Linked DNA regions of Homo sapiens: region 2 is linked to region 1. Evidence: read pairs that join two places in POLR2A ChIA-PET (ENCODE). Cell type or tissue: endothelial cell of umbilical vein. All regions are shown on one strand. Links, peaks and the distances in the headings refer to the core of each region. The heading gives the core; the rest is flanking DNA.

The links. Peaks named below come from ENCODE experiments on the same cell type or tissue, not always from the same donor. Only the 100,000 strongest peaks of a DNase experiment are listed, where the experiment ranks them.
Region 2: POLR2A ChIA-PET joins it to region 1 with 6 read pairs; 2 of 35 experiments call an interaction of 5 or more read pairs at or near these places.

What each region holds. Positions count from the first base shown.
Region 1 is chr11:82,880,914-82,886,300 of GRCh38, reverse strand. All of the region lies in intron 1 of PRCP (prolylcarboxypeptidase), which reads left to right. Among named protein-coding and RNA genes, the nearest start is that of PRCP, 17 kb to the left of the region's middle. In endothelial cell of umbilical vein, for the core only: no CTCF peak of the experiment used is centred there; a DNase peak (open chromatin) is centred at 2,230; H3K27ac peaks cover 1,466 bases.
Region 2 is chr11:83,112,227-83,117,613 of GRCh38, reverse strand. It overlaps LOC124902725 (a long non-coding RNA gene), which reads left to right and starts at 350. Exons shown (of 2, transcript XR_007062802.1): 1 at 350-489. In endothelial cell of umbilical vein, for the core only: no CTCF peak of the experiment used is centred there; no DNase peak of the experiment used is centred there.

The sequences.
Region 1 (5,387 bases), core at 209-5,208:
AATTTAAGAATTAAAAAAATTCAGGAAGTTCATGGCTGATTTAGAGATATTAACCCATATTAGACAGTAATAAAGTTGAAGAATAAGCAGAATTTTAGTTCTCCTAACACCAGGTTGGGTAATTTTGGACAGCAAAAATATAATGGAGATTTCAATTATACAGAACTTTCTTCTGACTTTGACTTTGTGTTACAGAAAGAAGAGATTTAAATTAATGGGAACTATGTTAGCATCAGAAGGGGACTATGAAAACTTCTAAAATAACTCTATGAGTTATTTTGGATAGCTCTATATATTCATTGAGTGAAGGATGTTAAGAGACCTCCATTGACTATCACAAAAAGGTCCTATCCAAGGGAATAAAGGAAGATACATCTTTGGTGAGGCAGGAGTGAAGTCACTACTATAGAACTTTCTCTCCTGAAGCTTGGTGCTCAGTCCATGAGCAAATTATCCATTTTAAGCTTTCCCAACAACTTGAGTATAAAATTTGGCTTGGAATAAGTTATAGAGTTTGTGTAAAAGTCTCTAATCCATGCTGCATGGACTGGTCACTGCCATGTATTCATCTTTCACTCTTGGAAGAGTGAAAGGTCCTTGCATGTCCCTATCTTGCATTCTGCTTTTGAAAGTCTACCAGCTCTTAGACTAGGGAGTCAAATCTGATGAACTATACCTAAGTATTTTGTTTTCTTTAAAAGCCTGGAGACTGGTCTTATTTTTAACATGTTGTTTAGAATAAAAATGCGTTCTTCTATTTAATAAAGTGTATAATTTAAAAGGATATTAGACTGAAAATTTAAGCTAGTCTCCTTAACCACATTTATGAGAAGCCTGGCTGTTTGGACCATGATTGTAGTTGTATTATTCTGCCATCTAAGGGGAAATAAATAGTCCCTTGAGATGTGGGTTTATAATCTTCAGTATGTGGAACAATGAAAGTGATGTCACAGGTTATTTAAAAAATAAAATATCCAAAGCACTCATGTTATATTTCTGCAATATGTACCATTCCTCATAGCTCAGTTATTTATACAATGAGGAATGTATATTAAATATATATTACACATGTCACAGCATTGGTGACTATAACTGAACAGAAAGGAAAAAGAAAAACATGTCATATACCAGGCCACATCATATTTGGTGTATAAGAGGTTCTTACTGTCACGAAGACACTACCCTGTTTCTGTTATCTGTTCCAAGATAGCTGCCATTAAAAAAGTAATTTTACTTTGCAAGTCATGGTTTCTTAAGTGACCACTCAGAACAAATTGCTGAAGTTTTATATCATATTTTTTCTTTCACATGACAATATTGAGCACTGATGGCATATATTGTTTGAGCTGGGAGGTGTGTGCTAGTAAAACCTTTCAAAATATATTAGTAATAAATCAAGCCTTTACTTCCTGCAGGCCCTTGCTGCTGGGCAGTTGCACATATGTATTATCCAACTAAATCATTACAAGACTCCTCTGGTAGGTGTTATTTTTTTCATTCTGCATTTGAGAAAACAAGCTGAAAGCCATGAACTTGGTTAAGTAGCTAATAAATGGCCAAGATGGCACTGAAAGTCAGGTCTGTCTGCAAATTCTCTTCTTTTTCCACTACATCAGAACATTTGTGGTCTTCAGAAGGAGGGAAAAAAGGGTGTTAAAAGGTGCCTTGGTACAGATTAAATTTTATTAGTGCAAAAGTATGTGTGTTTATATGTTTAAGACTTGACACAACTGGATTTTTTGTAGTTGTTGAGACAGGGTCTCACTCCCAGGTGGGAGTGCACTGGTGTGATCATGGCTCACTGCAGCCTCGACATCCCGGGCTCAATCAGTTCTCCCATCTCAGCTTCCTGAGGAGCTTGACTACAGGTATGACCATTATGCCTGGCTAATTTTTGTATTTTTTTGTAGAGATGGGGTTTCTACAGGTTGCCCAGGTTGGTCTCGAATTCCTGGGCTCAAGTGATCCTCCTACTCAGCCTCCCAAAGTTCTGGGATTACAGGCCTGAACCACTGTGCCCAGCACAAATGATATTTTTGATAAGTTTTCCTGATGGCATATGACCAGCATGTTTGGCCAGCATCATTGTGATTGAATAATCTAATTTAAACCAGGAACTACAACCCAAACAATGGCTGTGATTCAGCAGATAGGAAAGTAAGGAAGTACTTGTTATCATTTGTCAGTGAATTTATATTTTTATGCAGCTTGAACTGTGGGTCACACTGCAGACACTGTCCTTTAAAACTGTCGGAAATCTCTGCCTCTTCCTGAGCACTGATGGCCTCTTCCTTTGAGGGAGCAGCTCATACAACAATTTTGGAAAGCAGCGGTGATGACTCTCTTCTCCTTGGCGTTGAGTGTTTCCTTCCTCTTGAACAATTGGCTCTAGATGACAGTGACCAGTGCAGACTAAAACAGGCTGTGGTTTGCCTTTTTATGTAGTCTAATTTCTAAAAAAACAACAACCCTTTAAAAGAGATGGGAATTTACACTTACCAACCACCCTTCTGTGATTTCATTAAGCAACCTTGGGTCACACTCATCTGTGCATCTGAGAGGCCTGCAGCAGCACCAAGTCTCATCTTTGCTTACACACATCTAACAAGTGCAGTCAACACTAATTGATGTTGTGAATTTATTTTTACGTGCTTTATTTTTAAATTCCAAACTGACTGACCCCTGCCTTCCGGGATATCTTGAATGCCCATCCCTTGCTTAGCTAGTGTAGGCTTAGACAATGCAAATATATTTTAGGATCAACCTTTAAAAACATAATCAGAGAAATAAATCTGCCAGAAAAACTCTAATATTTATTATTTATTGTTATTTATTATTGACACTGTGTGCCAGACATTACACATTTTTCATTTCATTATTTTGTACACAGTATATTGGGTTGTGGCTTACATAGTGCTGCTGTCTATCAGCTTGGAATGGTTTGTCTTCCTCCTTTCTCTCCCTAGCAAACTCCTGTTCATCTTTCACTGCTCAGGTCTTGTATCACCTCTTGTTAGGAACTGCTTTGCCTCCCTGCCATGGGCTGGGTAACTGACTACTATCCTCTTTGTGCCTCTTATTGCACTTTATAGCTACTTCGATGCTGCTACTCTGGATCGCATTGCTTTATTTATTTATATGTTGGTATCCTGTTAGACTGTGAGCAGCCTGAGTGCTAGGACTCCACCCATCAGTGTATCTCAGTGTGTGCCTTCATCAGCTCTTCAGACAAATAACTGGCTCAAGCTGAAGTTATTCTTCTACCATTAGTACTTGGTTTTGTCAACAGTCTGCCAGTATTGTACTACCAATATGGCATAGACACTGGCCAGTGGGAACAGAAGCTAGTCATGGAGTTGAGGCCTTTTGAAGTATCATCGTTCTTTAGGTCTGGAGATCTAAAAAAGGGTCTGTGGCAGTAGGGCTGTGTGTGTGTGTGTGTGTGTTGCACAGGTAGTTTTTCTCCAACTCATATGGAAATATTTCAGTATTTTAAGAACTGGCTCGGCCGGGCGCGGTGGCTCACGCCTGTAATCCCAGCACTTTGGGAGGCCGAGGCGGGCGGATCACGAGGTCAGGAGATCGAGACCATCCCGGCTAAAACGGTGAAACCCCGTCTCTACTAAAAATACAAAAAATTAGCCGGGCGTAGTGGCGGGCGCCTGTAGTCCCAGCTACTTGGGAGGCTGAGGCAGGAGAATGGCGTGAACCCGGGAGGCGGAGCTTGCAGTGAGCCGAGATTGCGCCACTGCACTCCAGCCTGGGCGACAGAGCGAGACTCCGTCTCAAAAAAAAAAAAAAAAAAAGAACTGGCTCAGTATCAGCTTTGGTCCTCCCAGGTAGTGAGTGCCTACAGAATGGGATTCTGTCTGTACTGCTTAGTGTCCCTAATATGGATATCTCAGCACAACTCAGGTGTCCAAAACAGGTTTAACTTCTATAGCAAATGTTAATGTTATTACATAACACTTCTTTTTAAAACTTCTCTGAATTTTTCACATTACTATGAATACTACTGCAGTTGACCCTAGAACAACATGGGTTTGAACTGCACGTGTCCACTTATAAACGTTTTTTTTCAATACATCTCTTCTGTCTCCCCTTTCACCTCCTCCACTTCTTCTGCCTCTGCCACCCCTGAGACAGCAAGACCAACCCCTCCTCTTTCTCCTCCTCCTGTTCAGCCTTCTCAAAGTGAAGATGAGGATAAAGACCTTTGTGATGATCCACTTTCACTTAATGAATAATAAATATATTTTCTCTTCCTTAAGATTTACTTAATAACATTTTTACCTAGCTTATTTTATTGTAGGAGTACAGAATATAATACATATACAAAATATGTGTTAATTGACTTTATGTTATCAGTAAGGCTTCTGGTCAATAGTATGTTCTATTAAGTTTTTGGGAGTCAAAGGTTATAGGCAGATTTTTGACCATTTGTGGGTTGTGGAGGGTGGGTTGGTGCCCCTAATCACCCTGTTGTTCAAGGGTCAGTTGCACTCTCCTGTTCACATGGGATAGAAAACTTTGGAATTTTCTGATTCTCTCACCTTCACATCCAAACCAAAATCCAGTCAATCACCAAGACATTTCCAAGATTCCATCCTCGTTTCTGCCCCTTCTTTGCTTTCCCAGGGTTACCAGTTTGTACCATATAATTCCAGGCTAACTTATTATAATACCCCCTTCAGTCCCTCTGTTCTTTTAGATTCAGCCCAGGCCAGCTGGCACCATGTTTTTTTTCTCCTCTCCTTTTGTCCAATCCAGGCTTTATAGGGCCCTGCTTAAACCCCACATCTTCAGAGAAACCTTCCCCGCTGACTCAGCCCAGCGGGGGCTGTCCTACCCCCAGGTGCCCTAGTCCTTACTGTCTGTAGCATTTGGATGTTACCTGTGCTCTACTTTGTGAGGCTGCCTGAACTGTAATTACATCTTCAGATGACGTTGAACGGGTGGTTGTCCCTCAAGTAGAGAGCACACACAGCCATTAAGTGAGAATTAATACACTCACCGGGGCATAATGGTTCAGGTCACTTAGATTTTTAAGATTTCTTAATAGAAATAATTTCAAATTCTGTAACTTGGTTGCTGAATAGCATGAAATTTTGTTAAAGAAAAACACTATGACCCACTAAATGAATTCCTAACCTACAAATGGATCACAACCTCCATTTTATATAACCCTGATCTAGACCACAAAGGCCTTAAAAAGAAGAATGTTTCTCTCATAATGGAAAGGTAAGACCTGGAAGCAAAAGCCTTTACTATGAGTATAAAGTGTTGCAAGAGAGGCATAAAGCATGCAAGTCTAGAAGAGGGAAAATTGCACAGTGAAAATGACTTCCTATTGTAGGAAGATGATTCTGTTTGTGGGAGCAGGCACT
Region 2 (5,387 bases), core at 231-5,230, 230 kb before region 1:
AAAAATTAAACTTTTTCTCTGTTAAACAACATGGATAGGTCCATTCTTGACCAAACAAACAGAAAAACAAGGCCATCTTTAGGGGCTTAGAAACCGAAAGTGAATACATTTCCACTTCATGTTTCCTCTTTGCTTTCAATAATTCTTTTTTTTTTTTTTTTTTTGAGACAGAATCTCGCTGTCACCCAGGCTGGAGTGCAGTGGCGTGATCTCGGCTCACTGCAACCTCCGACTCCCGGGTTCAAGTGATTCTCCTGCCTCAGCCTTCTGAGTAGCTGGGATTACAGTCGTGTGCCACCACGCCCAGCTAGTTTTTGTATTTTTAGTAGAGACGGGGTTTTGCCATGTTGGCCAGGCTGGTGCTTTCATTAATTCTTGTTTATTTTTTATTATTTTTTTTTTCTGGTTAAAAATAGGTCTTGGTGACCTTTGGAAGTGACCTTGAAGGGGAAAAATTCGCTGAAGGGCTACGTATAGCCTGAACTGAAGGTGAGTAGGGCAGAGAGTGGGAAGATAATGAATATTTATTTATTTATGTATTTATTTTAAAATTCTGGCCTTTATCCAGATGAAGAATTAATATTTATTAAGCTCCTCTACATGCTTGTCATCTTAAGTATGTTATTCACTCATTTTGTTCAACAAGATTTATTGTTGCTGGAGGCTGGATGTGGTGGCTGATGTCTGTAAATCCAGCACTTTGGGAGACCAAGGTGGGAGGATCATTTGAGACCAGGACTTGAGACCAGCCAGGGCAAAAGAGTGAGACCCTATCTGTACCAAAAAAAAATTTTTTTTGAGACAGAGTCTCGCTCTGTTGCCCAGGCTGGAAGTGCAGTGGCATGATCTCTACTCACTGCAACCTCCGCCCCCGGTTCAAGCGATTCTCCTGCCTCAGCCTCCCAAGTGGCTGGGACTACAGGGGCGTGCCACCACACCTGGCTATTTTTTTGTACTTTTAGTAGTGGGATTTCACTATGTTGGCCAGACTGGTCCCAAACCCCTGACCTCAGGTGATCCACCCACCTTGGCCTCCCAAAGTGCCGGGATTATAGACATGAGCCACCATGCCCAGCCAAGAAATTTTTTAAAAAGTAATCGAGCATGGTGACACATGCCTGTAGTTACAGCTACTTGGGAGGCTGAGGTGGGGGGATGGCTTGAACCCAGGAGTTTGAGGCTACAGTAAGCCATGATTGTGCTACTATATCCCAGCCTGGGCAACAGAGCAAGACCCTATCTCTCAAAAAAAAAAAAAAAAAAAAAAGTTTATTGTCCCTGGAACTGTGCTGATGATGGCCTACCAAATTTTCACAAGAATATTGCAAAATGAGGACACAAAGCCTTTAAGAAATTAAGTAATTTGCCTAAGGTCATGTGACTGGTTGTTGACAGAAGCTAGTTTTAAACTCAGGTTAATCTGCTTTCTATCTGTGCTATTTCCATTACACCTTTCTGCTTTGTCCAAGTGATCCTAGGAAAGGAATTCGCCAGATTCTAAGTTGCTAAGCCCAAAGATTGAGTCTAAATTGATATACTCACCTCCCCACTGTTCTTCCATTGGCTGACTCATGCTTTCAGAGAAGCTGGGAAATTAGGGGAGACCAATAAAAGAGTGCCTTTCTTGCAGATTCAGGAAACTAAATGTTGCTTTAAGCACTGTTCTAGAAAATTCCCAGTAACTTTAGAGTGTCCTTTAAGAGCTCTTAATGCTCTGGAAAGTCTCTCAATACCGGTTTTCCAGAGGCTGGACGCTTTGCCGTTGAGTGTAGTGTTTGCAGCACATCGCAGAGGCAGGTCACTAGAGCTAGTGGGAACACATACATCACTGACATGTGATGGGAATCCTCCAGGGGGCAAACAGGCGGGGGCCAGCTTCTGCTCTGAGCAGTCTAAATGGAGCTAGAAACAAGAGCCATCTAGTAAAACATTTCACAGGATAAAGTGCAGAGTCTGTTTCACACTTAGCCCTGTCAGTTCTGTGGAGAGGCAAGTGTTTGTAGAAAGTTTTGAATTCTTCTCTCATGCCCTGGAAAACCAAACACCATCAAAGAAAACAGCCTGCTCCTGAATTCTGCGGCTGTAGTTTTTACACTCACCATCCTGTTTTTTCTTTCTTAAATTGCTTCGTGTGATGAGGACACAAATCAAAATAGTCTACCTTTTAGAAAAGATGGCAGATCGTGGCATTTACATCTCATAAGTATCTGATTGCTTAAAGAAAATCATCTAACTGTTCAAGTCAATAAACTTTTACTGAACACTTGTCGTGCGCTAGTCATTGTGATAGTGGCGATGATGAAGTGATGTATGGTTCTTCTTTTCAAGAAGCTTTCAGTCTAGTGGTGAAAGAGCACAGACATGAATGATACTTGGAATACAATGGGATCTCTTTTACAGCTGAGATACTTTCCAGGCAGGCTGCAGGGAGTTGGTGCCAGATAGTCCTGGATTCATAATCCCTATTGCTTCTAACAATAAAAGGATCTCAACCAGATACTCAATCTCATCCATCATCAATTTGCCTCTCTGTTAGAGATAAACAATGCCACCTCATAGGACTGTTTTGAGATGCAATAGACATCAGAATTGATATATGAGATTTACCAGACTCATATCATCAAGGTGATCTGCCATAACTTGCTTAACCATTGCTCTGTGCCTGATGAAAAAACTTTGCCAGAGTAGTCTCTCTACCACTCTGAATCCCTTGTCCCTTGCTCACCTCCTCAATGGCAACCACTCCCCTTAACCCCTGTATATCACTCCAGAGATATTTTAATATTTAATATATATGTATATATTTTTTAAAATTTTATAAAAATTATACTACATACACTGCTCTGCACTTCACTTTTAAACTTTATTTCAGAGATCTTTCCGTATCAGTACACGCACATCACTTTTTTTTTTTTTTGAGACAGTTTCCGTCTGATGCCCAGGCTGGAGTGCAGTGGCGTGATCTCGGCTCACTGCAATCTCCGTCATTTGGACTCAAGTGAGTCTTGTGCCTCAGACTCCTGAGTAGCTGGGATCACAGGTGTGCATCACCACATCCAGCTAATTTTTGTATTTTTAGTAGAGACAGGGTTTCACCATATTGCCCAGGCTGTTCTTGGAACTCCTGGCTTCAAGTGATCTGCCTGCCTCGGCCTCCCAAAGTGCTGGGATTACAGATGTGAACCAGTGCACCCAGCCTGCATTATTCTTTTTAATGGCTCCGTAGGATTACATTTTATGGATACACTGCAGTTTACATAACCATTACCCTGTTGATAGACATTTTGGCTATTTCCCATCTTTTGGGATGCTTATGTTATGATACTGCAATGAATATTCTTTGTATATATCTTTGCATGTGTATTTCTGTAGGATAAATTAAAAATGTTGGGTCAAACTTTTGGTCATTCTTGATAAATATTAAGAAATTATTCTCTAGGCCAAACGTGGTGGCTCATGCCTATAATCCCAGCACTTTGGGAGGCTGAAGCGAGGGCAGATGGCTTGAGGCCAGGGGTTTGAGACCAGTCTGGCCAACATGGCAAAACCTTGTCTCTACTAAAAATACAAAAATTAGCCAGGCGTGGTGGTATACACATGTGATTCCAGCTATTCGGGAGGCTGAAGCACAAGAATTGCTTGAAACTGGGAGGCAGAGGTTGCCGTGAGGTGAGATCAGGCCATTGCACTATAGCCTGGGTGACAGAGTGAGACCCTGTCTCAAAAAAAAAAAAAAAAAAATCTGTTATCTAAAATGATGGTTCCAATTTGTCCTCCTATAAACTTTGAGAATGTTTCCCCACATCCTGGCCAAAATAATTTATGGTCAAACTTGTTGATGTTTGCCAAACTGATGAAAGCTAATATCTTAGTTTTAATTTGCACATCCCTTATTTTAAGTGAACATCTTTTTCATGTGTTTTAAAGTCAGTTATAGACTGGGCACGGTGGCACACGCCTGTAATCCCAGCACTTTGGGAAAGCAAGGTGGGTGGATCACCTAAGGTCAGGAGTTCAAAACCAGCCTGGCCAACATGGTGAAACCCCGTCTCTACTAAAAAATATAAAAATTAGCCAGGCGTGGTGGCACACACCTGTAATCCCAGCTGCTTGGGAAGCTGAGGCACGAGAATCTCTTAAACCCAGGAGGTGGAGGCTGCAGCGAGCCAATATTGTGCCACTGCACTCCAGCCTGGGTGACAGTGCAAGACTTCGTCTCAAATAAAATAAAAAGTTAGTTATAGATCTTTTGTTCAGAAAGTTTGCTATAACCTAATCCAATCACAGAAAACGTCAGAAGCTGATAGAATGGGGTGGTAAACATGGAACATGCTGTTTGACTATGGAGATGCAAGATGAAGGAGACAAGATCCCTGCAATATAAAGATTGGTCATTAAAATTATTTAGGCAAGAAATGTTGACTCATAATCAGAACTGTGTTTTGAGAAGCTCTGGACAGTGTGGAAGATGGAATGGAAGTGGCAAGACTAGAGGGAGTGAAAAAAATTAGTTAAAAGGTCGTTGCAATCCTGAACTGAGAATTCAGGAAAGAATGAAAATTATGAAACCAATTGGAAAAGCATTGCAGAAGCCAAATCAAAAGAACTTGATGACACAATAAATGTCGGGTAAGGAGAGAGAGAAATTACTTAGGCAAATGAATGGCTTAAAAAGAAAGGGAATACATGGTAGGGAATTTGCTCTCTGACATTACTAAACACCTACTAAGTAAGGGTTTATGTTAGTTATATATACATTTATGTATATGGAAATCAAATGAGTGAAAATAAACACATTGCATTTATCCAATTTCACAGCATCTTTATTAGGGAAATATTATAATCTATTTAAGTATGAAAAAATTAGAAAAGTAACATGTGCAAGATAAAAAAAACTATTAGATTTCTCCAAAACATTCATATCAGAATGCAAAGTCAGACATCTCTGATAGGATAACCAATGATTTTTATTTTATTTTATTTTATTTTATTTTAGAGGCAGGGTCTCACTATGTTGCCCAGGCTGGTCTTGAATTCCTGGGCTCAAGTGATCCTCTCACCTCAGCCTCCTAAAGTGCTGAGATAATAGGTATGAGCCACCACACCTGGCCACCAATGCTGTTTATACTAGTTCAAATTACCTAGATTTAAAGAAAACATTCAGGGAGAAAAATTATCTTACATCATGCAGGATGCAAAATGCCCACAACACTTGCACCAGGAATTATTCCCCGAGCTATCAGATCATCAGTTTAATTTAAACATGGCAATTCTCAGAGGAACCCATTATAACTCACAGCTGTCTCTAATTCTGAATTGACCAGGGTTACCCCCTTTATAGAAAAATCACTCTTCTCCCCTTGTCATTTTTCTGCAACTCATTTGGG